Regions from separate parts of the Homo sapiens genome. Here region 1 is linked to region 2. The links are chromatin loops, found by intact Hi-C in ENCODE. Cell type or tissue: heart left ventricle. All regions are shown on one strand. Links, peaks and the distances in the headings refer to the core of each region. The heading gives the core; the rest is flanking DNA. Region 1 has its middle 36 kb from the start of SORL1. Region 2 has its middle 45 kb from the start of SC5D.

Region 1 (15,998 bases), core at 5,132-10,131, 82 kb before region 2:
TCTCACAAGCACTCACTCACTATAGTGAGGACAGCACCAAACCATGAGGGATCTGCTCCCATGACCCGAACACCTACCGTCAGGCCCCACCTCCAACATTGGGGATTACATCTCAACATGAGATTTGGAGGGGACAAATATTAAAATCCCTCTCTGGTAACTGTGTGCAAATTGGGTAGGAATGGGTCAAGAATAGAAGAGAGGACACCAGTTAAGAGACTAAATGAGAGGGAATAGTGGCTGAGAGAATAGTCTGGAGAAGGGGACCGTCATGTATGTTCTGGAGGTTGACACTGTAGGACTTGCTGATGCACTGAGAGTAGGGCATCAGGGGGAGAGATAAGAGTTGACTCCATGCTTCCAGATCATCGTGCCATTGACTCAGATGAAGGTTCTCAGGAGAAGAACCATCAGGGGCAGGGGTGTGTAACTTTTTGCAGAACAGGTTTGTATGTCTTTCAGTGGCCAATTTCTTCTATCCAGGGGGAATTCTGGGGATGAACTGAGAGAAAAGCAAGATTGAGAACAAAAGGGAATGTGTGCTTTATCTTTGACTGATTGGTTGATTGATTCATTGATTCATTCATTCAACAGATATATGTTGGATACCAATCATGTGCCAGACTTGTCATGTGTGATAAGTGCTATGAATAAAGCGATGTGAGGAGTAAAGAATTAAGAGACAGTGTGTGTGAATGTGTAGGAGGTGGTTTGCTGTTGTATATATGGTGGTTAGTCAAAGCCTCTCTGATAAGGTGACATTTGATTGGAAAGCTGAAGGAGGTGAGGAAGTAAACCACCTGCATATCTGGGGGCATCCTAGGCAAAGGAACTATGAGTGCAAAGGCCCTGCTTGTTTTGTTCCTGGAGCAGCAGGGAGGCCTGTGTGGGTAGAGTGGAGTGATGGAGGGGTGCACAGTGGGAGGTGAGGCCAGAGAGGTAGTGGGGGCCAGGTCTTATAGGGCCTTAGAAGGTCATTATAAGAAATTTGGATTTGACTGTGGGTGAGATGGGGAGCCACTGGAATGTTTCTACCTTTATTGAGGACCCACTAACGAGTCCCATTTGCATTCCTTGTTCCTATTAAATGAAGAGAGTTTCAACCTTGGCTAGTTTGCAGTGAAGCATAAGAAATAGATCAATATCTCACACTATTAGGATGTCTACTGTCAAGAAAAATAGAAAATAAGTGTTGGTGAGGATGTGGAAAAATTGGAACCTTTGTGCAATCTTGATGGGAATGTAAAATGGTGCAGCAGTTATGGAAAACGATATGGAGGTTCTTCAAAAAATTAAAAAATAAGATTACCATATAATCCAGCAATCCCACCTCCGAGTATATATTCCAAAAGAATTGAAAGCATAGCCTTGAAGAGAGATTAGTACACCCATGTTCATAGTAGCATTATTCAAAATAGCTAATAGGTGGAAGCCACTCAGCTGTCCATGGATGGAAGAATGGATGAACAAAATGTGCTATATACAAACGGAGAAATATTATTCAGCCTTGAAAAGAAAGGAAATCTGGTCAGGCATGGTGGCTCATGCCTGTAATCCCAACACTTTGGAAGGTCGAGGCAGGCAGATTGCTTGAAGCCAAGAGTTCGAGACCAGCCTGGGCAACATAGTGAGTCCCTGTCTCTATAAAATTTTAAAAAATTAGTCAGGCATGGTGGCACGTGCTTGTAGCCATAGCTACTCAGGAAGCTGAGGCAGGAGCATTGCTTGAGCACAAGATTTGGAAACTGAAGTGACCTATGATCATGCCACTGCACCCAGCCTGAGCAACCGAGCAAGACCCTGTCTCTAAAAAAAGAAAGGAAATCCTGTCACATGCTGCAACATGAATGAATCTTGACGACATTATGCTAAGTGAAATAAGCCAGTCACAGAAAGAACAAATACTATATGATTTCACTTATATGAGGTATCAAATGTAACTAAGTCCATAGAGACAGAAAGTAGTATGGTGGTTGCCAGAGGCTGGAGGCAGAAGGAATAGAGTTGTTGTTTAACGGGTATAGTTTCAGTTTTGCAAGATGAAAACATTTTGGAGACTGCACAATGTGAATATACTTAACACTGCTGAACTCTACACTTAAAAGGGGTTAAGATGGTAAACTTTATATTATGTATATTTTAGCACCGTTAAAAAAACTTATTATTGGAAAATAATGACTTCTTAAATCAAGATTAATAGCATGTAACCCACACACTACTTTGTTTGAAAAAAAAAAAGATCAAGAATAATGACATAAGTGTATGTACATATTAATAAAAACTGCCTAAGCCAAAAAATATCAAGTATCTCTTACGTAAGCCATTTCACCCCTAAGCAGCTTGAGATATAATATCTGCAGGTGGCAAATTCTGCTATCAGGGACACAATTTAGGAAAAATGGGAAAGCATCCATCATTCTTTCAAAGTTTCTCAACTACCAAAAATCTTATCCATTCCATTCAACCAAACAGCATGTATTGACCCTTGACTACATTTATAGCAATATGCTAGGTACCATGGACATATACAGACAGATAAGACACCCACCAAAACTTCTCTCTCCCCTTTCCCTCTCTCTGAGTCAAAAATCTCTTCCTTCCCTTTGATCTTTGCCTAATTTTCTCTTTGCCACGCCTAAGATATGGTTTCTTTGCTCATACAGTCTTGGTCCATGTTTCTCTGAGCCTCTGAGACCTGGAAAATTGATATTGGCTGGTTGTTGGTAGAACTATTTGCTCTTCTTGAGTGTCATTTTTCCTTGCTACCATCCTTAGTAGGCTGCAGGCTAACCCTTCATTTCCTTTTAGGTGCTGCTTCAATTCCTCTTGCCTCTGATAATTCTCAAAGAAGACCTACAATATATTCAGGCCACTGCCCAATTTTAGAGACATTTCCACCCTAGTTGTCATGGTCAATGTCTGAGCTTTAATGCTTCCTCCTGAGCCGTGGTTCATCCAGCTAAGTCATGCTTAATGATAATTAGAAAAGAGGTGACCGACAGGGGGATTTGAGTCCATGGCTTAGTCATCAGGGAGAGATATTTTTTACTGCTAACTCATATGACAAATCTGTGAAGCACTGTTGGCTACCGTAATTTATTTTATTGAAGTAAGAGGTTGTGTTTTTTCTAACTTTTCAGTTGAGCTTACTGACCTGTATAAAGTCAGCAAAATCAGGTAATTTTGTGTACGCATCTTTGTAGAATCTACACTAAATACTGGCAATTGAGATGAAGTGGATACAGTTGGTGTTCTTTAAATATTTACATCCCAAAGCTGATACAATCACAAAACAGTTCACCACAATGCCATGAAATATTGTATGCTCATGGATTATAATGACTGATTAATTCACAATTGCTTCCCAGGTAAGTTTTAGAAACTAAGCACCAAGGCTCCCCTCTTTGCAGACCTACTGGCCTACCCTGGAATTGCCAGGTGCTCAGCCACTGATCACAATAACAGTGAGAACATTCAGTAGCACCTTCCTAAGTCTTTGGCTTAGTTTTCCAACTGTTGTACTCTGGACTCCCCTCTTTAGTGACTGGTAACTTGGCGTTTTAATTCAATATTAGGCTTCAGATGGCTATAATGTGTTAAGTAACTCTTTTTCACAATGCACATTTATTGAGTTCTCTCTTAATATTCATCAGACATTCCTTAAGAGGCCTCTCAATGGCATGGAAAGGCAATCTGGTTTTGCAGCACATATCTGCACACATCTGTCCATTCCTCAGGAGAACTATAACCACAGCCTGAGTCCCTCCATTTTTCCATATTGCCTTTGGGAGCAAATTTTAAAAACTTAATCCTGCATTTGATAGGTCACTAGCATTTATCTGAGTAACAAGGCCAGTTTCCTGCTGTGCTAAACCTTTCAAAATCATACAAAGCTTCACCTGTATGTTCCTAATCCCACTTCCACATCCTGGCATGGAGTTTGATGTCATAGCCACATTGCATGGGTTTATCCTGCAGAGTGCAAGAGGAAAATCATTCTGGATTTTAGAGAAGAAAATCCAAGACAAGAAACAGAGGTAGCAAGAGAGAGATGTCACTGGTGCACCACTAAAGAAAAACCTCAAGCTGCCAACGTCAGCTCTACAGAGAAATGGGGACTGAAACCAAAGAGAGGGATTTCAGACCTGTGTCAGCTGAAATCTAAAATGCAGTCATTCATTTAGACAATAGCTAGGAAGTTATTTTTATGTATCAGTGACTTTGAAAATGCAATATCAATCATGGTGTTATTTCTCTTGGACCTGGGGCGAAAGGACTCAAGTGGAAGGTTCCCATTACCACAGCGGTATTTCAGGGAGTGAGGAATTTGGGAGGGAGGAAAAACAGTATGTCCCTCATCTGGGGATTTTCTCTCCTCATAACTGATCTTTTAAAATCCTTTATGTAGGGATTTTGCAAACTGACTATGAAAAGGAAAGCCCCACTATCTCTTACTGTGCCATCAACTCACACTGTAAAAGGAGCAAAAAGTGTTTTAAAAGCCAATTTGACCAGAGCTGACTTATTTTACTTTGTTTATCGACAGATGTCAATATCTTTATATTTCTTATCTCCCCAGTGGACTGTAAGCTTCGGGAAAGGCAATAGCTCTGGAATAGTTACTGCGCTACTGGAGTAGTGCCCATCAGACTGTGTGTAAATGAGACTTGGCTGTCAGTCACCCTGGGAGGCGATGCACATTCATTCTCAGGATGCTGCTATTGCTCAACTGATTTTTAGAACTCTGAGAGGGAAGAATTTTCTAACCCTTTCCATTTGCCTTTAGAATTGGTTCATATGTCACCCCAAAATCAATTTTTTATACTTTATAATCATCATATTCCTTTTTTTTTTTGAGATAGAGTCTTGCTTTATTGCCCAGGCTGGAGTGCAGTGGCGCGATGTGGGCTCACTGCAACCTCCGCCTCCTGGGTTCAAGCGATTCACCTGCCTCATTCTCCCAAGTAGCTGGGATTACAGGCATGAGCCACCATGCCTGGCTAATTTTTGTATTTTTAGTAGAGACTGGGTTTCACTATGTTGGCCAAGTTGATCTCAAACTCCTGACCTCAAGTGATCTGCCCGCCTTGGCCTCCCAAAATGCTGGAATTACACGAGTGAGCCATGTCTAGCCACATTTCATTTTTCAAAAAAGCTTTATTGAGGTATAATTTACATATAATAAAATGCACTCACTTTAAGTGTACGATTAGATGATTTTTAGTAAAGTCACAAGTATGCAACCCTCACCACAATCCAATTTTAGAACACCTCCATCGCCTATTCCCATCCCTAGCCCCGGGCAACCACTAGTCTACTTTCTGTCTGCATAGATTTGCCTTTTCTGGATACCTCGTATAAATGGAATCCTATCATATATGATCTTTTGCGACTGGCTTATTTTGCTTAGCATAATGTTTTCAAGGTTCATCCATGTTGTAGTGATGCAGATGCACCCCAAAACTGGAGCTTAGCTTGGTGGGTTCTTGGTTTCACTCAGAAAAGAATTCAAGAATCAGCTGACAGTGAAAGAAAGCAAGTTTATTAGAGCAACAGTGTACATCACAATGGCTGCTCCATAGAGCAGGGCTAACCCATAGGCAGAGCAGGGCTAACCCGTAGGCAGAGCAGGGCTAACCCGTAGACAGAGTGGCCCAGAGCAGCAGTGTACAGCAAGGTGGCCACTCCATAGGCAGAGCAGTGCTGTCCCATAAACAGAGCAGCCTAGAGCAGCAGCAGCAGCTGCAGTCCCAAGCAGGAGCAACAGCTGCCACAGCTGTCACAGATTGCTGGCCAGCTATATTTTTGCCTACTCTTAACTAAGTGCTAATTATGGGATTATTCAGAATTTTCTCGAAAAGGGGCGGGGAAGTTCCTGGAACCATGTAAGGCAACTTCCCACTCGTTACCATGGCATTTGTAAACTGTCTTGGCACTAGTGGGAGTGTCTTTATGCTAAGGAGCAGTGAGGGCAACTAGAGGTTGCTTTCGTCACCATCTGCTGGTTTCCGCCAGTTCCTCTGCTACATCCTGTTTTGATCAGAAGGGTCTGATTGGAAAACAAGTCCATCTACCTCAGTAGCATGTATGAGTACCTCATTTCTTTTTAGGGCTGAATAATATTCCATTGTATGGATATTATCACATTTTGCATAGGCATGGACATTGGAGTTGTTTCCAGTTCAGGGTTATTATGAATAAAACTACTCTGAATATTCACATATGTTTTTGTGTGGACTTATTTTTTTAAAATCAGAAAATATATTCCTCAATTTTATCTTGCCTCTACTCTCAGTGGCTTCGCAACATTGAACATATTCAAAAGAATGAACCATAGGCTCTGAGGTGATGCCCAAAGAAAAGATGTTCTAAAAATACTTTCTACGCAGATAACACCATTGGATTAAGAATATTATCTCCTGAAGGCCGGGTGTGGTGGCTCACGCCTGTAATCCCAGCACTTTGGGAAGCCGAGGTGGGAGAATCACAAGGTCAGGAGTTCGAGACAAGCTTGACCAACAGGGTGAAATTCCGTCTCTACTAAAAATACGAAAATTAACCAGGCGTGGTGGTGTGTGCCTGTAATCCCAGCTAGGAGAATCACTTGAACCCGGGAGGAGGGGTTGCAGTGAGCTGAAATTGCACCACTGCACTCCAGCCTGGGCAATAGAGTAAGACTCCATCTCAGAAAAAAAAAAAAAAAAAAGAGTATTATCTCCTGAAATAATTGTTCTAAAGATGACAATACTCATTTGATATATAAACATAGGTGTATTGTTTGTAAATAGTTAATCTCATGTGTACAACTTAATTACAGCACGCTTGTGAATCTGCAACAGTTTAGCACAGTATTTTGCAGATAGAAGCTGCTTGATAAATATTTGCTGACTGAGTTTTTAAATGCCCATAGTGGTTCCTCTTGGAAAGTAAAATATCAAAAGTTTCAATGTTTAACAGCCTTTTCCCATTTTGTATAAACAAAGCCAAAGCCCTCCGAGAGAACATGACAAGCTATCCAAAGAGCTCCAAGTCACAATTATCTATCAGACAGCCTTATTGATCTTCCTTCAACTTGAGAGGCCTCAGGCAAAGCAATTGCTCTGTAGGCTTGGAGGGGCAGGAAGCATTTGTGTGGGGCCTGTGGGAGCATTGGTTTCACCACTGAATTATGCCTCCATGAGAAACAGCCAGAGGAGCCCAGCTCTTCTCGGCAAGGGCCCTGCCCCTTGCTGGCACGTTTTCTTAGAAGTTGACTGGCCCGGATCCAACATTGGCTAACTTCCTCTCGGTTGCTCCCTTGCACACTGTTCCAAGCCTGTGTGGTCAGATTTGGGCTGTTAACTCAACAGACTCCAACCACAAGGAAACTAGAACCACCCGGTGTCCCCTCTTGCTGACATTCTAGCCACCTTGTTGGCTCTGGGCAGCTGTGAATGCATCTGGGCCTGTGGTCTGTGGGCTCTGAGGCAGCACTCAATGAAATCCCATCTTTAATTGGACAAATGAAGTGTCCTCCTCTGGGTTTCCCCAGTGCTCAAGAAAACAGTGTATGAGAAATGTAGCCAGCGTGTCCACCCACAGCATGAGCTCTTGTGTGCCTCTTCCTTAGAATGGCCGCCCAGGCAGTAGGACCACAGCCCCCAGCACAGGAGAACCCTTCATCCAGGTGTTCAATGCCTCAATAGTTTTCCACTGTCATGTAATCATAAGTTGATTCTGTTTTAATTTTCAAAGCACTTTTTCAAATAGATATCAAGTCACTATTAGCACAGATTTTATAACATTTTAAAATGTATTTAAATAATTATAATTATTTCCCATCACAAAATATTAAATTGCATTCTTACTAGATATCAATTAAAAAATCAATGCACTCAACATTTTCTTGTTTCTTCATTACTTGTTTATCTCCCTTAAAAAAAACTATCAGGCCAGGCGTGGTGGCTCATCCCTGTAATCCCAGAACTTTGGGAGGCCAAGGCGGGTGGATCACCTGAGGTCAGGAGTTCGAGACCAGCCTGGCCGATATGGTGAAACCCTGTCTCTACTAAAAATACAAAAATTAGCCAGGTGTAGTGGCACACGCCTGTAATTCCAGCTACTTGGGAGGCATGAGAATTGCTTGAACCCAGGAGGCGGAGGTTGCAGTGAGCCAAGATCATGCCTTGGCACTCCATCCTGGGCAACAGACCAAGACTCCATCTCAAAAAAGAAAAAAAAAGTATATATATTACTCATTAGCCAATTAAAATTTTTTTCTAGCATTGCTGCTGTCTTAACAACTCTATTCTTAGAATATTAGAGTGCTCTCTACACCTTCCTTTTTTTTTTTTTTTTTTAAATAATAATCCCTAGAAGGCCAGGCACAGTGGCTCATGCCTATAATCCCAGCACTTTGGGAAGCTGAAGTGGGAGGATTGCTTGAGGCAAGGAGTTTGAGACCAGCTTGGGCAACATAGCAAGACCCCATCTAAAGAAATAAATGTGCAATAACTGAATAAAATATTTAGTGTTTGTCTTTGACTTTGTGGCTCACTCTCTGCAGGGCACCTTTATGTTTGTTTGCCTATGTCCACACCTTCACCTCTCTCCTGGTGATACTCTGCTCCCTCCTCTGTCCGTGTGATCTGGGTGATTCTTTCCTCTTCTTACCCAACTATGACTTCCCCACCCAGGAATTGGCAGTGACCCAATTTGACTAATCAGAGCCCTTTTCCAGCTGGAACTGAAGGGGGAGAGGGCTTTTTGCTCTGGGATGAAAATATTCTGTTATTTGTTTAAGAAAGTCCCAAATGGGTTTTATCACTTGCAACAGAAAGCCTTGACTTACATACTTACCTTTCCCTACAATCCTGGTCACAGTCTTTCCAGTCCTGGAACTTTATTACTGACTATTTTTTTTGAGTCAGGGTCTTTCTCTGTTGCCCAGGCTGGAGTGCAGTGGTGCGATCTCAGTTCACTGCAGCCTTGACCTCCCGGGCTCAAGCTATCCTCTTGCCTCAGACTCCTGAGTAGCTAGGACCACAGGTGTGTGCCATCACATCCAGCTAATTTTTTTAAAATTACGAAATTTTTAAGGTGGTACTCACTTATTCTCCCCATATTTCCCAGGCTAGTCTCAAACTCCTGGGCTCAAGCAATCCTCCTGCCTCAGCCTCTCAAAGTGCTGGGATTATAATTACTGATTTTTTTACTTAGCACATTTTTAAACTGTCATGATACTTTTGCTTTGTTTTCTTTTCATTTTATAACCTAATGATTTTTAGTGGCTCTGAGGATCACCACAGATGAGAGATAAGAATAGGAAGGTGTTTAGAAACTCCATCACTGTGGGACATTGTAGAGAACTGGGTGTTCAACTAGGAAAAAGAACAAAACAGCCTAGAGGAAGGGGTGGTAGATATAAAGCTAGTTGCAATTATCCGAAAAGCTTTTAGGTGGAGAGAGTTATTGTTTGTCATCCTGTAGGGCCATTGATTGCTGTAGTTGGAATTTATGGAGAGGCTGACTTCTGTTCTTTATAAAGAGAATATACTTTCTAATAACCAAGGTGTCCCAAAAATGAAACAGGCCTCCACTCAAAAATTAAGAATCCCAGGACTTAGATGTTATCTTTTTAAGGACTCCTGGGCTAGGAATGTAACCTCAAAGATCCTTTTAGTTCTTCAAAGTCTGCGATGTTGAGATGGAGATGAAGGTGAAAATGTTGCTGGTGAGAGAGCTCAGGAATTCTGCCTACGGTTCGAACCAGCCTCTGTCTTATATAGAAACAGGTCCAGATCCCATATCCTGCCATGATCATTAATTTCTCTGACCTCATTCTCTTTCAGTGTTGCCTGTTATAATTTTTATTTGGTATAATAGCAATGTAAGATACCTGGAAAAGGATACCTAAATAATTTAAGTGGTAGCTGGAGGAACTTGCATCTCTGGATCTTGGTATTCTTATGTGTAAAATGGGGAACTTGGACTATCTCAGAAGTCTCCAGGCTTTCCTAGTAGAAATTGAGAAGTAATCCGCAAAGATGGACGGGTGAGAAGATGCAACCTCCAGTGTTCCACATGCAATGCTTTCCAGCTGCCTCCAGACATTGGAATTGTCTTACTGCAGGAGAGGTACATGGAGGGAAGGAAGGCTGAACATGAGGAGATGTACACAGAACTGATTATATAATTTGCAGGGCCCCTTGTTCAAAATAATAAGAATTTCAAGACTGCAATAGTAGAACATTGAACCAAGCATGGGTCCTTGTAAGTGTGGGGCCCCAGGCAACTGCACTAGTTGTTCCTTTATGAAGCCATCCTGAATATGTTACAGGCCAAGAGGCTGTGGCTCCCCATGTAATGAAAATTAACATAAGGCCAAGCAGGTTTCCTGGACAAGGATTCTATTTTGGGGCTTGTGCTAGAGCACAAGAGAGACAGCCAAAGGGAGATAGCAGAGGCAAAAGGATTCTCCAGCTGGCTCTCTGAAAAAAAGCTGTTAGGGATTATTATTATTATTATTATTATTATTATTATTATTATTATTATTATTATTATTATTTTGCCTTGAGATGGAGTCTCACTCTGTCACCCAGGCTGGAGTGCAGTGGAACGATCTCGGCTCACTGCAACCTCTGCCTCCCAGGTTCAAGCAATTCTCCTGCCTCACCCTCTTGAATAGCTGGGACTACAGGAGTGTGCCACCATCCATGGCTAATTTTTGTGTTTTCAGTAGAGGTGGGTTCACCATATTGGCCAGGCTGGTCTCAAACTCCTGACCTCCTGATCTGCCCACCTCGGCCTCCCAAAGTGCTGGAATTACAGGCGTGAGGTCAGGAGTTTGAGACCAGCCTAGCCAACATGGTGAAACCCCATCTCTACTAAAAATACAAAAATTAGCCGGGCATGGTGGTGCACACCTGTAGTCCCAGCTACTTGGGAGGCTGAGGCAGGAGGATCACTTGAACGTGGGAAGTGGAGGTTGCAGTGAGCTGGGATCATGCCACTGCACTGAGATCGTGCCACTGCACTCCAGCCTGGGTGACAGAGCAAGACCCTGTCTCAAAAAAACAATAAAAATAAAAATGAAAAAGTTAAAGAAAAAAAAGGAAGGTGGGATAACTTTGCTTGCTGAATCTTCTGGCTTCCTTCTTTCTCCCATGCTGGATGCCACCTTCCGCTCCTCCTGCCCTTGGACATCAGACTCCAGGTTCTTCAGCCTTTGGACTCTGGGACTTGCGCCCGTGGCTTTCCGGGGTCTCTTGGCCTTTGGCCACAGACTGAAGGCTGCATTGTTGGCTTCCTGGTTTTTGAGGCTTTCAGACTCAGACTGAGCCACTACCAGCTTCTCTCTTCCCCAGCTCACAAACGACCTATCATGGGTTTTCATGATTGTAATTGTGTGAGCCAATTCTCCCTAATAAACTCTGCCTTATATATATACACATGTATCCTATTGGTTCTGCCCCTGTGGAGAACACTGACTAGTACGGTGGAATGCAAGAAAGAATGCCGTAGTAGGGGTGAGCTGAAGCCAAGCTCCATCCCTACCCTGTCTCATGACAACACCCTGTATCAACTGGACCAGTTTAAAACAACTCATTTGAGGCTCCTTGTCTAGATGATTTCAAAACTCTCTTTTGGCTATAATAGAAGATACTTCAATCAATAAATCAATTAAAAGCTTTGCTGATCATCTATATATTAAAAAAAGTTGTGATTCTATGAGTAAGTAATAGAAAAAAACACATAAATGCAGAATTACTAAATATCTCTGAATCCTCCAGAACTGGGGGGGATTCTGGGATGATTGTGGCTTTGACTCATTATCACAATCTGTTTCAAAGAGGCCTGCCAAATAAGGAGATTTGCCTGCACTTTTTTTTTCTTTTTTGAGATAGGGTCTCACTCTGTCACCTAGGCTGGAGTACAGTGGTGAGATCTCGGCTCACTGCAAACTCTGCCTCCCAGTTTCAAGTGATTCTCCTGCCTCAGACTCCCAAGTAGCTGGGATTACAGGTGCACACCACCACGCCTGGCTAATTTTTGTAGTTTTACTAAAGAGAGGGTTTCACCCTGTTGGTCAGACTGGTCTCAAACTCCTGACTTCAAGTGATCCACCTGCCTCAGCCTCCCAAAATGCTGGGATTACAGGCGTGGGCCACCACGCCAAGCTGCCTGCACTTTTTAAACAGACATTTTATCCCCATTATCCCCATTTGTCTTTATTCAGAATCACACACATCCATTTACCCTTTCCTCTGGGATTGGGGTCAATGAACCACACTTCTCTTATTCATTTCGCAACTATTTACCACACTGGAAATATGTTAAGTGCCCCACAGTGTGCTAAGTTCTGTAAGGTACTGGGAGCCAGGCCCCAGCCAGAGATGACTGGTTAGGGAAGGGGAAGAGTTGGCTAAAGGCAGGGAATATCATGAGCCAAGGCGTTAAGGTCAAAATCTTAAACTGGGAAATGGCAAGGAATCCAGTGTGGCTAGAGTATAAGGTGTATATGAGGGAAAATGTAGGAGGTGAATATGGCAAGGGAGTTTGGAGCCAATAGTGGAGGCTTGTGAATGCCATAATAGTTAGTCCTTGAGCCTATGAATAAAAAGGAGTTTTTGAGCAGAGAAGTGCCAAGTTCAGAGCTGCCCTTATAGGGAGTTAATTTGTCAGTCACATCCAGCACTAAAAAGTGGTAGCTATTATTATTATCATATAATTATGTAATCATTAGGACATTTATTTAGAAAAAGTAACCAAGAACAATGTACAGCAATGCCATTTCCCTACAGCGTCCTCCATGTGGAGCATTATCAACTCTTCTTGTCTGTCTCTCCATTTAGTGAGGCCTTTCTTAATTTCTCAGTGTGGAGGTCTTGCTCATCATTCATTAAATTCATACCCATGGATTTTTTTACACTGTTTTATATATATATTACTTTAAAAATCATTTTCAATTTTTCATTATTAATACGTAGAAATGTAATTGATTTTTATGTTAAAATTCTATCCTATAAGCTTTGAAAGAAATAAAAATATTTTACCTCCAAATATTTCTTTGACATATTTTGAGATGGCTGTCAGAGGGCCAGCAAACAGAAGTGGCCCTGTAAAGCTGTCTTATTCCTTCCCATCAAAGAATAAAGGTTTTTGCTTTTTGAAATCTTTGAATCATCACTTTGGCTACATGAATCACTATTATTTCACAGTGAGCTGTGATCCTATTTTGAGCAAGTGTTTTAAACCTTTAGTATCTGACAAACTTTCCAAAATCAAAATTTCAGATTTGAAATTTTCAGGGAGATTTGCATCTGCAGAGAATCTGCATTGATGCAGCCAGGCCTTCCTTTGCCCAGATCTAGGAAAGATTCACTGAGAGACTGACATCTTTAAAGGTCTGAAAAGAAGCATTACCATCTATTCTCTCTGAAGACTGCTACCTGTGAGGTTTCATCTCCATACAAGACAACCTTTGGTGGCCAGGCCTCTTCTTCTTTCCTTCCCAGGACTTCTCTTGCCACCATCACCTTTTTTTTTTTTTTTTTTTTTTGAGACAGAGTCTTGCTCTGTTGCCCAAGCTGGAGTGCGGTGGCACGATCTTGGCTCACTGCAACCTCTGCCTCCGAGGTTCAAACGATCCTCCTGCCTCAGTTCCCCTAGTAGCTGGGATTACAGGCACGCACCACCATGCCCGGCTAATTTTTGTATTTTTAGTAGAGATGAGTTTTTGCCATGTTGGCCAGGCTGGTCTCGAACTCCTGACCTCAGGTGATCCACCCACTTCCGCCTCCCAAACTGCTGGTATTACAGACGTGAGTCACCGTGCCTGGCCACCATCACCATATTTACCATCATAACCTGCTTTGGGTCATGCTCTGAGCCGCATTCTCTCTAACCTCAAGATGGTATAGAAGCTTCTGCACCCCATTGGAGGATTGGGTCTTCATTCTGAAGGCTCCTATGTCATATAAAACTGTGATCAAATACATCTGTATGCCTTTTTTTCCTACTGTAATACTAGCCTTTTGTGAGTTGATTTTTCAGTGAAACTTCTGAGGGCAAAGGGGGAGTTTTTCCCAGGTTTGCCTCAAACTCCTGGGCTCAAGCAATCCTCTTGCCTCACATCCCAAAGTCCTGGGATTACAGGCATAAGCCACTGTGCCCAGCCTATAAAGTTTTATTAAAATTAGCTGTAACATTAATAATACACTGATACAAAGGTAGAATTAGGTTTTCTCTTTTGAACAAGATTTTTGTGTAGTATTAAGGGATAGTAAAATATTTTTTGGTGTACTTTTGCGTAAACTGAAAAAAAAAAAAGGTGGGGTAGAGGGAAGAGAGGGAGAGAGAGATTTTGTTTGCCTAATGGTTTCTATTAGGTCTTATGATTGTTTTGAAAGCTGTATTCCTTCCCATCAAAGAATAAAGGTTTTTGCTTTTTGAAATCTTTGAATCATCACTTTGGCTACATGAATCACTATTATTTCACAGTGAGCTGTGATCCTATTTTGAGCAAGTGTTTTAAACCTTTAATATCTGACAAACTTTCCAAAATCAAAATTTCAGATCTGAAATTCATTCTTTTTGACCTCAAACTAACTTTTTGAATGTTAGGGCCCCTAGACATCCAAGAGAGACATATTACGCTTATTTGGTATGTTAAAATCATATGGAAAGCATTATTAAATAAGAAATGGTGTTTAACTTTTGGAGGGTTATGTTTGTATAAATATGTTACTAATATGTGCTCCAAATTGTATGATTTCCTAAAATTCTGATGTGTCTTGGTATACATTATCAATAATAATTGGAATTATTATGTTCAATTGTTGCATGCCATAAAACAACGAAATGTTCTTGTCAATTGTGTCTGTATTTATGGCTAAAACTTTTGTCACTCATAGACAATTATTGTTTTACTTTGATTCTTCTTTTAAAAAAAGCAGTTTATAATGAACTACGGTCCAAAATTTGCTTTCTCTGAAAGAAATTCAGGGAAGGTCTCCTGAATACAGTTTTCTAACTTTGGATATCATACCATTGGACTAGGGAAAAAAACCTTCCAGGATTCTAATTAAAAAGCTGATGTGCTCATGAGGATTGCTAACCCAACATCAAGCAGAACAAGAGCTAATTACATGGGGCTGAACTAAGAAAGGACTAAAAAACTTTTTGTTTGATACATAGCTAATTCTTTTTATGTTTTGATTTCCAGAGTCAAAAAAAAACAAAAAAAAAACAAAAAAAAAAACAAAAAAAAACAAAAAAAACCCTTTTCTTTTGAGCTATTTATAGCTTACAAGAAATTGGGTAAAGTATACTTCGTGAGCAAAATTTGAAGCATTTATCTTTCTTTCTACCTGATATCTCCAGAATTTGGAAACTTTTTTGATTATTCTTAATTTAGGACAAGACAGCTATTTGCGTACATTCAATATGAATCTGTATTCTTTTGGAGGATTTGACTGGAATGGAATATTTTCAGATATGACCAGATTGCTTTGAGGAATTGAAGTTGACTTTATAGAGCTAATAAAAAACCCAGTTTCTTTGCAAGTTTCCTGACCTGTGTACCTTGACTGAAAAGGTACCTTTACAAGGTACACAGTTTCTTCACAAGGTTCCTGACCTGTGGTAAGTGACGAGTGTTACTTTCTGACGTGCCCAGGAACCTCAAGTTATTTTGGGACCTCAAGAAGAGAAGAATTTACCCAATTCATACAGGCATTGCAGACAGTCAATGATTAATGACAAATCCTTGCCTTGGTTTTATAGCCTCAAGGCTTTTAAAAGTCTAATCTGAGATTTCTTATGAAAATGTTTCCACAAAGCCAATTTGAGAAAAGCCTGTATGGTCAATCACTATTCTTGCTGCACTTTATGCAAATAACCAGGCCAAGTATAATAAGATAAAAACTTATTTTACAAATAAATTTGTCCTGCTATGATTTGTCTTTGGTAGAAATTTGCGGGACTGGGCCAGGTGTGATGGCTCACGCCTGTAATCC
Region 2 (10,215 bases), core at 5,216-10,215:
AGGCCGAGGTGGGCGGATCATGAGGTCAGGAGATGGAGACCATCCTGGCCAACATGGTGAAACCCCGCCTCTACCAAAAATACAAAAAATTAGCCGGGTGTGGAGGCGCACGCCTGTAGTCCCAGCTACCAGGGAGCCTGAGGCAGGGGAATCGCTTGAACCCAGGAGGCGGAGCTTGCAGTGAGCCAAGATCACGCCACTGCACTCCAGCCTGGTGACAGAGCAAGACTCCGTCTCACAAAAAAATAGAAAGAAAAAAGAAAAAGAACAAAGAAATATACTGGAAGCCACACATGTAATTTTATTTTTTGAATGGTCACATTACAAAAAGTGAGGAAACAAATAAAATTAATTTTAATAATAGATTACATTTAACTGAATATATGCAAAATATTTATTAATGAGGCATTTTGCATTTAACCTGTTATTCGAAAACCAGTGCGTATTTCATCTGCAGCACATCTCAATTAGGACTAGCCACAGTTTAAGTGTTCAATAGCCACATGTAGCTAGTGGCTGCCAAATTGGACAGGACAGTTCTAGGAAGTGCTAAACAAGCAAATAAGATTATTTTGTATAGGAATATGATCTATGAAGAAAATAAAATAATATTGTGGAATCAAGAGTGAATGGGAGTTATTTTAATAAAGCCTTTTATTTTATTGTAACACAAGATTTACCCTCAACAAATTTTTAAGCATATAATACATTCTTGTTGATCATAGGTACAATGTTCTGCTGCAGGTTCCTGGAACTTATTCATCTGACATAATTGAAACTTTGCACCTGTCGATGAGTAACCCTTCATTTCCTCCTCCTCCCAGCCCCTGGCAACCGCCGTTCCATTCTTTGATTCTAGAGAATTTGACTATTTCGGATACCTTGTATAAGTGGAATTATGCAGTATTTGTCCTTTTGTGGTTGGCTTATTTCACTTAGCATAATGTCCTCAAAGTTCATCCATATTGTCACATATTGCAGAAATTCCTTCTTCTTCTTTTTTTTTTTTTTTTTTTTGAGACAGAGTCTTGCTCTGTCACCCAGGCTGGAGTGCAGTGGCGTGGTCTCAGCTCACTGCAACCTCCACCTCCCAGGCTCAAGTGATTCTCCTGCCTCGGCCTCCTGAGTAGATGGGATTACAGGCACGTGTCACATGCCTGGCTTATTTTTGTATTTTCGGTAGAGACCAGACCAGGTTTCACCATGTTGGCCAGGCTGGTCTTGAACTCCTGACCTCAAGTGATCTGCCCACCTCGGCCTCCCAAAGTGCTGGGACTGCAGGCGTGGGCCACCCCAGTGGCCTAAATTTCCTTCTTTTTAATGGCTGAATAGTAATGGTCTTTTTTTGAGAAGGTAGTATTGAGATGATCTAATAGGTGAGAAGTAGCTTGCTATGCTGAAATGGGATGTAATGAGGGCTCCAGGCCTCAGGAATCATCATAGCAAAGTCCCTTGGAAAGAATGAATTTGGTGCATTATAGAAATGGAATGAAGGTGGCTTTAGCAGAGGGAGAGCTTGTATGTGTGTGCAGTGGGTGGGGATAGGGGTGAGGGGTGGACTAGGTGGGTAGAGTGATAGGGGACCAAGAAGGAGAAGTAAACAGGCACCAAATTATGAAGGGTTTTTCGGGCATTGTAAAGACTAGGGTCGGCTGGGCCCCGTGGCTCACGCCTGTAATCCCAGCACTTTGGGAGGCCGAGGCGGATGGATCTTGAGGTCAGGAGTTGGAGACCAGCCTGGCCAATATAGTGAAACCCTGTCTCTATTAAAAATACAAAAAAAAATTAGCCGGGCATGGTGACAGGCACCTGTAATCCCAGCTACTTGGGTGGCTGAGGCAGGAGAATTGCTTGAACGTGGGAAGCGGAGGTTGCAGTGAACCAAGATTGCGCCATTGCACTCCAGCCTGGGTGAGAGTGTGAGGTTCCGTCTCAAAAAAAAAAAAAAAAAGACTAGGGCAATGATGTTGGTTTATACATATAATCACACTAGTTTCTGGTGACCACTGCATTCATTTTTAAAGTATTCACATCCGCTTGTTTAATAATCAACTCTGGAATTTTGCTGCAGATTGATGTCTAGATTTTCAGTGTGAGGTTTTCAGAAGCTACCTCCCTTTCCCTTGTTCAAAGTTGGGGCATTGTCTTTTGGCATCTCTCTCTCTCCTCTTTTCTGTCATTTTCAATGACAGAAAACTGGAGTGATGCTGAGTTCACACCTTCAAGTTCCTCCAGTGCTCAAGGACGTTGTCCAAACGGGCCTGGGAACGTGAACACATTTTCAGTGAGTAAATTCTCTTTTACTAGATTGTCACATATCTTCACCTTCATTTCTCTTTTTATGGCATTTGTACTATTCTTTTCAGTTTGAAGATATCACTTCCTAAAGAAAGCAGAAGTACAATAGCATCTGAATTAATTTCACTTTCCACTGGTTGTTAAAAATATATCATTTTCCCTCCCTTCTCTTTTTTGCTCTGAACATACCAATCTTGGTTGAAATTTTTATATGAGTTTCAGCTCATGTAGTATATTGCTTTCTAAATATTGGTATTTATACTATCCCTTTGTCTTTTGTACTTTGGACAATTGATGGTGGTAATCACCTTCCTCCCAGATCCCCCAATATCAGGGCGTTTTTGACTCTTCAGTTCCCATATGTCCAAAATCTGGCAGTTCTTAGGTTAGCCATGACTCTCAATTGCGTGTTACAGAAATCCAGTCCAACTGATTTGAGCCAAAAGAAAATAGGCTGGCTCACATGATTGGAAAGGCTGTCTTTGTCTTTTTTTTTTCTTTTTTTTTTCATTCTTGAAAGGTTCTCTAGCTTGGCTACACTAGCCTAAAAAGGAAAAAACAAACAAACAAAAAAAACAAAAAAAGTCCCAGATAAAACTTTTATTTGCCCAGACTTAGGTTACATGCCTACTCCAAACCTGTCCTCATGGGGATATGGTGATCTCATTGGCCAGTGGTGATCACATTCACCACTCAAGCCACATGGCCTGTGAATGGTAAAGGTGGTCCCTCAAAGGAAGAGCAATCAGAATTCTGTATGAGAAGAGGTGTGGGGGGATGGATAATAGGTAAGTAGGAAATAGCAAAGGACCCTTAGAGTCTCATGTCTTATTGCTTCTTCCTTTACGGTGTCACTTGTACTTGTTCTCTTCTTCCCATTTCCCGGGGTTACATTTGATTTTTGCCTCGGTTGTTGAAAAAGCCCCTTCACTCATCTTTCAGCTTCTTCTCTGTTTTGCACAGCCGTGTTGCATGATTCATGGGGCACCATTTATATGAACATCTCTCTGAATGCACAGTGCAACACTGTGGACCAATTTTCTCCCCAACACCGTTCCTTCCCAGGCGATGCCCTCAGACTAAGCTTCCAAAGTGTAGTTCTAAACATACCAGAATCTGCAGAGGCTACCAGGCCAGAAAAAAGTCAGATCATTGTTCAGAGCAGGATCGAGAAACACCATATTTAAAGGGTGGGAGCTGGAATGAGATAGAACAATGAAAAGGGAATAGCGACATTGTATTGGATTAGCTGATGAAGGGAACAGGAGACAGACAGTATAAGAGACAGTTTCCTAAACACATGGAGCTTTTAATATGGTAAAGGGAGAGAACCGCACAAATATCCACTGTGTATACTAGTATGTGGGAGGAGCCACAGGAGGGGTGCTGCCCAAATTTCATAGACAACCTGTGGCTGGAACAATGAGGGACAGCATCGTCAGAGAGGTGGCATTCGAGCGGGTCTTTGGAGGACTGGTAGGGTTGTATTAGCTAAAAGGAGGTGAGGAGGTGGGCAAGCGTGGCACGGAGAATGGTTCGAACAAAGACATGGCAAGTTTGGTGGGAGGTCTGAGAGCGGTGAACAGTTCAGATCGGCTATTTCACAGGGCGGACTGTAAGACTAATTTTCGGCTAGATTGTGGAGGGTGTTGAATAGCATTGGAGTTTGAAGATGACGAAGATGGTTCAGGTTGCTAAAAAAGAAATACACCCCAAGGACAAACAGACATTTATCTGGTGGCTGGGAGGGCCATTTGCCCTTTATATGCTTTCAAGAGAGGGAGGAGCTGAGTGGCCTGCATTCCTGGGATCTGGCACTGGCAAGCCCCTTTTCCAACTGAGGCACAGCGGGCATCGTCCTGTCCTTAGCATGAGGTGTTGGGCCTGTCACCTTAGCAACCAGGATTCATGCCCCAGAACACATTTTAGCCACGGCCCCAGAGCCGTCCTGATACTGAATCTTGATTCTTGGCCCCATCTTGGCTCCCCAGCCAGGCTGTGCTCATTTGGGATTTTCTACTGTAACTGAGGCGTCCCCAGGGTCTCTCTGGGGTCTTGGAGCAGGCAGGGCGCAGAGTGTCAGGGAAATACAGTGGGTCCTATTTGCATGCTCCGTGTGCGGTATCATTTCCCAGCTGATCTGAAAGGTCAGTCAGCAGATCTTGTTTGTGAAAATAGAAAGGAACATAAGTTGCTGACTATTTCTTTCTTAATTCTTTCTCTTTCCCTTCTACCCTGGGACTGGGAGTTGGGTTATGCTTCTTGCCAGGAGCTTTCCTTCCTTGTCAACTGACTGCCTCTCTTTCTTCCCCTCTCAAAGGGACGCGATGGATTTCTTGGCTGGATTTCTGATAGTTTCTGAAAGGCCTTCACTTCTCTGCTGGCAGAGGCTGGCTTCAGTGTGACTTGTGCAACATGAGACAGTATGTATCAGGACTTCACCCCAAGGTGCCCTGGGGAACACACTCCAGCAGGGCATCCCTGCTGACCCCTCAGGGGTCCCTGGAATGGGGAAGAGGGGAGGGCAGGTGGTGGAGTTATAATACATGTGGGAGGCGTGGCCAGTATAGGTGGCTTCCCATTCCCCAGGACACCAGGCCATTTGGATAAAGTCACAGATGCCTCTTCTCTGGTCCAGACTAGTTCAGAAAGTGCTGGGCAATGAACAGATGCTCAGATGTCCTGTGGAGATGATTCATTTCTGTAAGACTTTTTTCCTACTCCTCAACTGCCTTTCAACAAGAGCTTCCTTCTTCTCCTTATGTTCTGTTGCTGGCAGCAGGGTTAGGAGTAGATCTTCTAAACCAAAATGCAGATGCCTCCAACCCAGCCTTCCAGCAGAACAGATATCAATCCTTTGATTGGAAACAACATTTCTGGGCTCTGGTTGCAAGAGAAACACCCCTCCATCCACTACCTCCACAATACACACATCTCTGTGAAGGAAGCTCACCACTTATTTGTAAAAAGGATGAACACTCTTCAAGTTAAGAGAGAATCAGGTGCTGTGGTGGACCACAAGCCTGAGAATACTCAGCAGTGCAACCCAGTTCCAATGACTGACATGCTTTATGGGACCTGTTTGAGTCAGTCAGACCCAGGTAATAAATCCCAGCTCACCCACTTGCCTGTGAGCCTGGGCATGTCATATTCAGAGCCTCAGTTTCTACATCTGTTCAATAGGACGCCAGCAGTACTCAACAGTGATGTTGGAAGAATTAGACAAGCCACGTGTGCAAAGCGTTTAGTGCAGAGTGTGACACACACTAAGCACTCAATAAGTGGTAGCTACAGGTGTTATTTAGGTGGTAGTTTTGCTATTAGTGTTTGGTACTGATTAATCAAAAGGAGGAAGATGGTCTCGAAGTGGGACCCCGTGTGCTCCCGACTGCTGTTGCTCCCACGAATAGGCCAGGCAGCTGTTACAAAATGGCATTTACATGGGAGCTAATTTAACACAATATTAATTTTTAAGATGCAGCTGGGTCATCTCCGGGCTCCAGGGCCTTCCTACTCACATCTGGCACACTGCCCCACAGAGCCAGTCTTCGCCGTGACTTCCAGATTGACCTCAGGAGGGTGTTTGTGGCTTAGCTATCAAAGGGTTGTTAATTTTACACACATACCACATTAACACACACTTTAAATGGTCTCATTAGTTTTTCTGCTGATATCCAGCTTTGAAATTATTGCTCTCACTGCAGAGCCCCCACAGACATGAGCTCTCATTATTTTTAGGGAGAATACCCACACACACCCATTAATCTAGGGCAGCTGCCATTTGGGCATTCTTTGTGGTTCAATTGGTCCATTATATTGGAGAAGTGGTAAGTCAGAAACCATCATATGCTGTTCAGTTGGGACAGATGCAAGTAGAGTAACTCAATTGCACAAATGCAGGAAAAGAGCTGGCTGCATACTTAGGTGAAAAGAATCAGGTGCTGTGGTGGACCACAAGCCTGAGAATAGTCAGCAGTGCAACTCAGGTCCAATGACTGACATTCTTTATGGGAAGCCTGTGGGCATCTGTTGCTTATCCTCAACCTGGCTAATACCCCAAAGAGGAAGCATTAGATGAAAGCGGGACTTAGTACATCTAACACAATTTCAAGGGAGGTTTTATTAAAGGCTAGCTCCTGGTATAGCTCTATAACAACCCCTTTAGCTCTGAGGGTCAGAATGTTACACTTTATTTACTTTCTCTACAAAGCTCAGAACCTTTACTTCTCAGGATTTCTTTTAAGATAAAAATTACCCTATCAAGTTTTGAAGTTGTGTATGGTGCTGTGTTGAGCCCCTTACAAAGAAGAAAGGGGTAGTGGGGCCAAGCACACACACAAGAAGGTCCTGCAGCCCTGGATGCTCACTCATCTCCACTGGCCATCAGAGGTGGACATCAGTGGGCTGGTGGTTAGAATTCTCTCTTGTGCCCTCCCCTGGCCCCTGTTCTACAGGCTATGGCTGGGCAGCCTGAAAAGTATTAGTCTTCCTCTCTTTCGGGCTGGTGCCTAGAAGCAATGGCCAGCTTCCAACGGGGCTAGAGTGATGGGGACTGAGGACACGGGACTATTTGTCAGACTCAGGCCTCCCATCAGAAATTGAGGAGGCTGGAGGTAAGTCTGCAACTTCACTACCGCAGTCATCCATAAAAAGGAACCCTTGGCTAACCATAATCCACCCCGCAGCCAGATGCTGTGCAGACTCTGTGTGTGTCTCACCAGCAAACTAAATAATAATAATAAACCTCAGTTGTGGGGACCTTCCGCAGGCAGCCCTAAAGCTGCTGGCTCTGGGCCAACACCATCCAGCAAAGTATCCAGGCAGGCACTTTGCAGAAGCAGTTTCTCTGCTGGGTATCATTTAGCAGCCATCCTCCCCTTGGACTGTAAGCTCCGTCAGACCAGGTCTTTCTCACCACATGAAGGCCCAGCATAGAGCTTAGTACCCAGTAGGCACTCAATAAGTATTTGGGCTACACATAAACACACTCCTGAATTAAGAGCTTTGAGCCGCATCATCCTCTCATGGCTGTGTGTGTTTAAAAATGAAAAAATATTTCTTCCAAATAACGAAGAAAAAAAATCAAGTTCAGAACATTATGTACTTTGTGATTCCAGTTCTGCACGAGAGAGGGAGCAAGACAGAGAAAGAGGTAGGGAGAGATAGTGAGGGATGGAGAGACTGTCAGAGGTGGGGAGACCCAGAGAAAGGCTGAACCCTGAAATATGAATAGTGGTTTTCATGGGATGGTAATCAGTTTATCTTTCTTGTTTTTCTATGTATTTTCTAAAAATGTTATATATGTGCATGTATTAGAAACATTTTTTATTAAAATTGTTAACAGATAAACACTCGGAAACCTGTGTTTTATTATGGCAACTTGGCAAATAAAATGTCCCCTTATTTACAGAGTCCCTTTCATCAGCTTCAGCCACCTTATTTATGTGCCCTCCTTTCCTCCCAGGGCTGTGATTTTTATTTTAACTTGAAGAACCAGGTTGCAGAGAGGGAAGAAAAACTCACAAAGCTCCCAGCAATCTAGAGGCTGATTTTTCCCAAGCAAGCAAGTCTCTTTGGGGAGGTGAGGAACGATTGTACTGAATGAAGAGGTGATCTAAGGTCAGCATTAAATAGATGTGTTGCTTTTCCCAGAGTCGGCTGAAAAGATCAAGTGACTTCCTCTACTGAAAAGTTACAATTCGATAATTAACAGAATTTCCTCACAGCTTTATAGGCTTCAACTCTTATTCTCTGAAGTGCTGACCTCATTGCCTCCTCTCCTCTCCAGGAAGCAGCAGTCAGAAATTGGAATTTCAGAGGGGCTGGCAGAGTTGCAATGTACCTGAGACACTAGGTACCAAGGGGAAGTAAGGGAGGGTGGGCGGCGGGAGTGGGGGCAGTGGTTGTTCTCTTTTCGCCTTAATTTCCAGGCATTTCAGAATTAAACTCATTGTTTAAATTCGGTAACTATCTAGTCTCAGATGCTTTTGCATACTACCCGGTTCCTGGTATATAATGTTTTATTCACTTGTTTCTTCTTAATGCAGTTTTATATTGTGATCTGCCTCACAAACGATTGTAATCTACCTTAAATGCCCTTTTGAGCTAGAGTGTAGTACAAATGCATCCATTCACTCATTTATTCTAGCTTAAGGTAAAGGCTAAGCTGCTATAACAAAAAGCGTAGCCCCTGTCTTTCTTACACACACTCCCAACGTGAATTGTCCAGGCTGGCGGCTGAGCATGGTCCAATGTGACCTGAGAGCATGTCTGTTTCAGCTTGTGGGAAGGTGAAAGAGAGGAAATCCAAGGCAGGCTGCTTATCTTTTTTTAAAAACAAAAAATTAATAAACCTTATTTTTTGGAGCTGCTTTAGGTTCACAGCGAAACTGAGCAGAAAGTACAGAGAGTATCCATGTGTCTGCTGCCCCCACATATGTTCAACCTCCCCCACTATCCACATCCCATTCCACAGTGGTGCATTTGTTACAATCACTGAACCTACATTGCCACATCATTATCACCCAGAGTTCATGGCTTATATTACGGCTCACTCTTGGTATTGTATATTCCATGGGTTTTGACAAATGTATAATGACATGTAGCCACCATTATAGTATGGTACAGAATAGTTTCACCAGCCTCAAAATCCTCTGTGCTGTGCCTATTCACCTTTCCCTGCCCCAACCCCTGATAATTCACTGTCGCCATAGTTTTGTTTTTTCCAGAATGCCATCTAGTTGGAATTATACAGTATGTAACTTTTCAGGCTGGCTTCTTTCACTTAGTAATATGTGTTTATGTTTCCTCCATGTCTTTTCATGGCTCATTTCTTTTTAGCACGGAAAAACAACAGCCTATTGTCTAGATGTAGCACAGTGTATTTATCCACTCACCAACCAAAGGACATTTTGGTTGCTTCTAAGTTTTGGCAATTCTGAATAAAGCTGCTATAAACATCTGTGTGCAGGTTTTCATGTGGACATTAAGTTTTCAATTCATTTAGGCAAATAACCAAGGAATGTGTTTGCTGGATTACATGGTAAGACTATGTTCAGTTTTGTAAGAAACTGCCAAACTGTCTTGTAAAGCAGCTGTACCATTTTGCATTCCCACCACCAATGAATGAGAGTTCCAGGTGCTCCACAACCTCATTAGCATCAGATATTATCACTGTTTTGGATTTTGACCGTTCTGATAGGCGTGTAGTGGTAACTCATTGTTTTAATTTGCAATTCTCTAATAATATATGATGTTCAACATCTTTTCTTTTTCTTTCTTTTTTTTTTTTTTTTTAAGACAGGGCTCAGCCTCGACCTCCTGGGCTCAAGCAATCCACTCAACTTAGCCTCTCAAGTAGCTAGGACTACAGGCATGTGCCAACACATCCAGATTTTTTTTTTTTTTTTTTTTTTTTTTTTTTTTTTGTAGAGATGAAGTCTCGCTCTGTTGCCTAGGCAGGTCTCAAACCCCTGGCCTCAAGCTATCCTCCCACCTCAGAATCCCAAAGCGCTGAGATTACAGGCATAAGCCACTGAGCCCAGCTGATATTGAACATCTTTTCATATGCTTACTTGTCATCTCTATATGTCCTTTAGTGATGTGTCCGTTCAGGTCTTTTGCTTATTTTTTAATTGAATTGATCATCTTCTAGTTGTTGAATTTTAAGAGTTCTTTGTATATTTGGATGAGTCCTTTATCAAATGTGTCGTTTGCAAACATTTTTCTCCCAGTCTGTGGCTTGCCTTCTCATTCTCTTGATATTGTCTTTCACAGAGCAGAAGTTTTTACATTTTAATGGAGTCAGATTATCAACTGTTTATTTCATGGATCATGCCTTTGGTGCTATATCCAAAAAGTCATTGCCATACCTAGGTCCACTTGAAAATAACATTATACTACTTCATGGGTAGTGCA

Evidence for each region. A loop is a pair of places that touch in the nucleus more often than their neighbours do. Peaks named below come from ENCODE experiments on the same cell type or tissue, not always from the same donor. Only the 100,000 strongest peaks of a DNase experiment are listed, where the experiment ranks them.
Region 1: it touches region 2 in a loop (2.1-fold over the local background); 19 of 110 quality-filtered maps call a loop at or near these places.

The regions. Positions count from the first base shown.
Region 1 is chr11:121,408,701-121,424,698 of GRCh38, reverse strand. No RefSeq gene overlaps it. Among named protein-coding and RNA genes, the nearest start is that of SORL1, 36 kb to the left of the region's middle. In heart left ventricle, for the core only: no CTCF peak of the experiment used is centred there; a DNase peak (open chromatin) is centred at 7,248; H3K27ac peaks cover 1,130 bases.
Region 2 is chr11:121,332,396-121,342,610 of GRCh38, reverse strand. No RefSeq gene overlaps it. Among named protein-coding and RNA genes, the nearest start is that of SC5D, 45 kb to the right of the region's middle. RefSeq lists an enhancer at 4,153-4,302 and a silencer at 4,883-4,972. In heart left ventricle, for the core only: no CTCF peak of the experiment used is centred there; no DNase peak of the experiment used is centred there.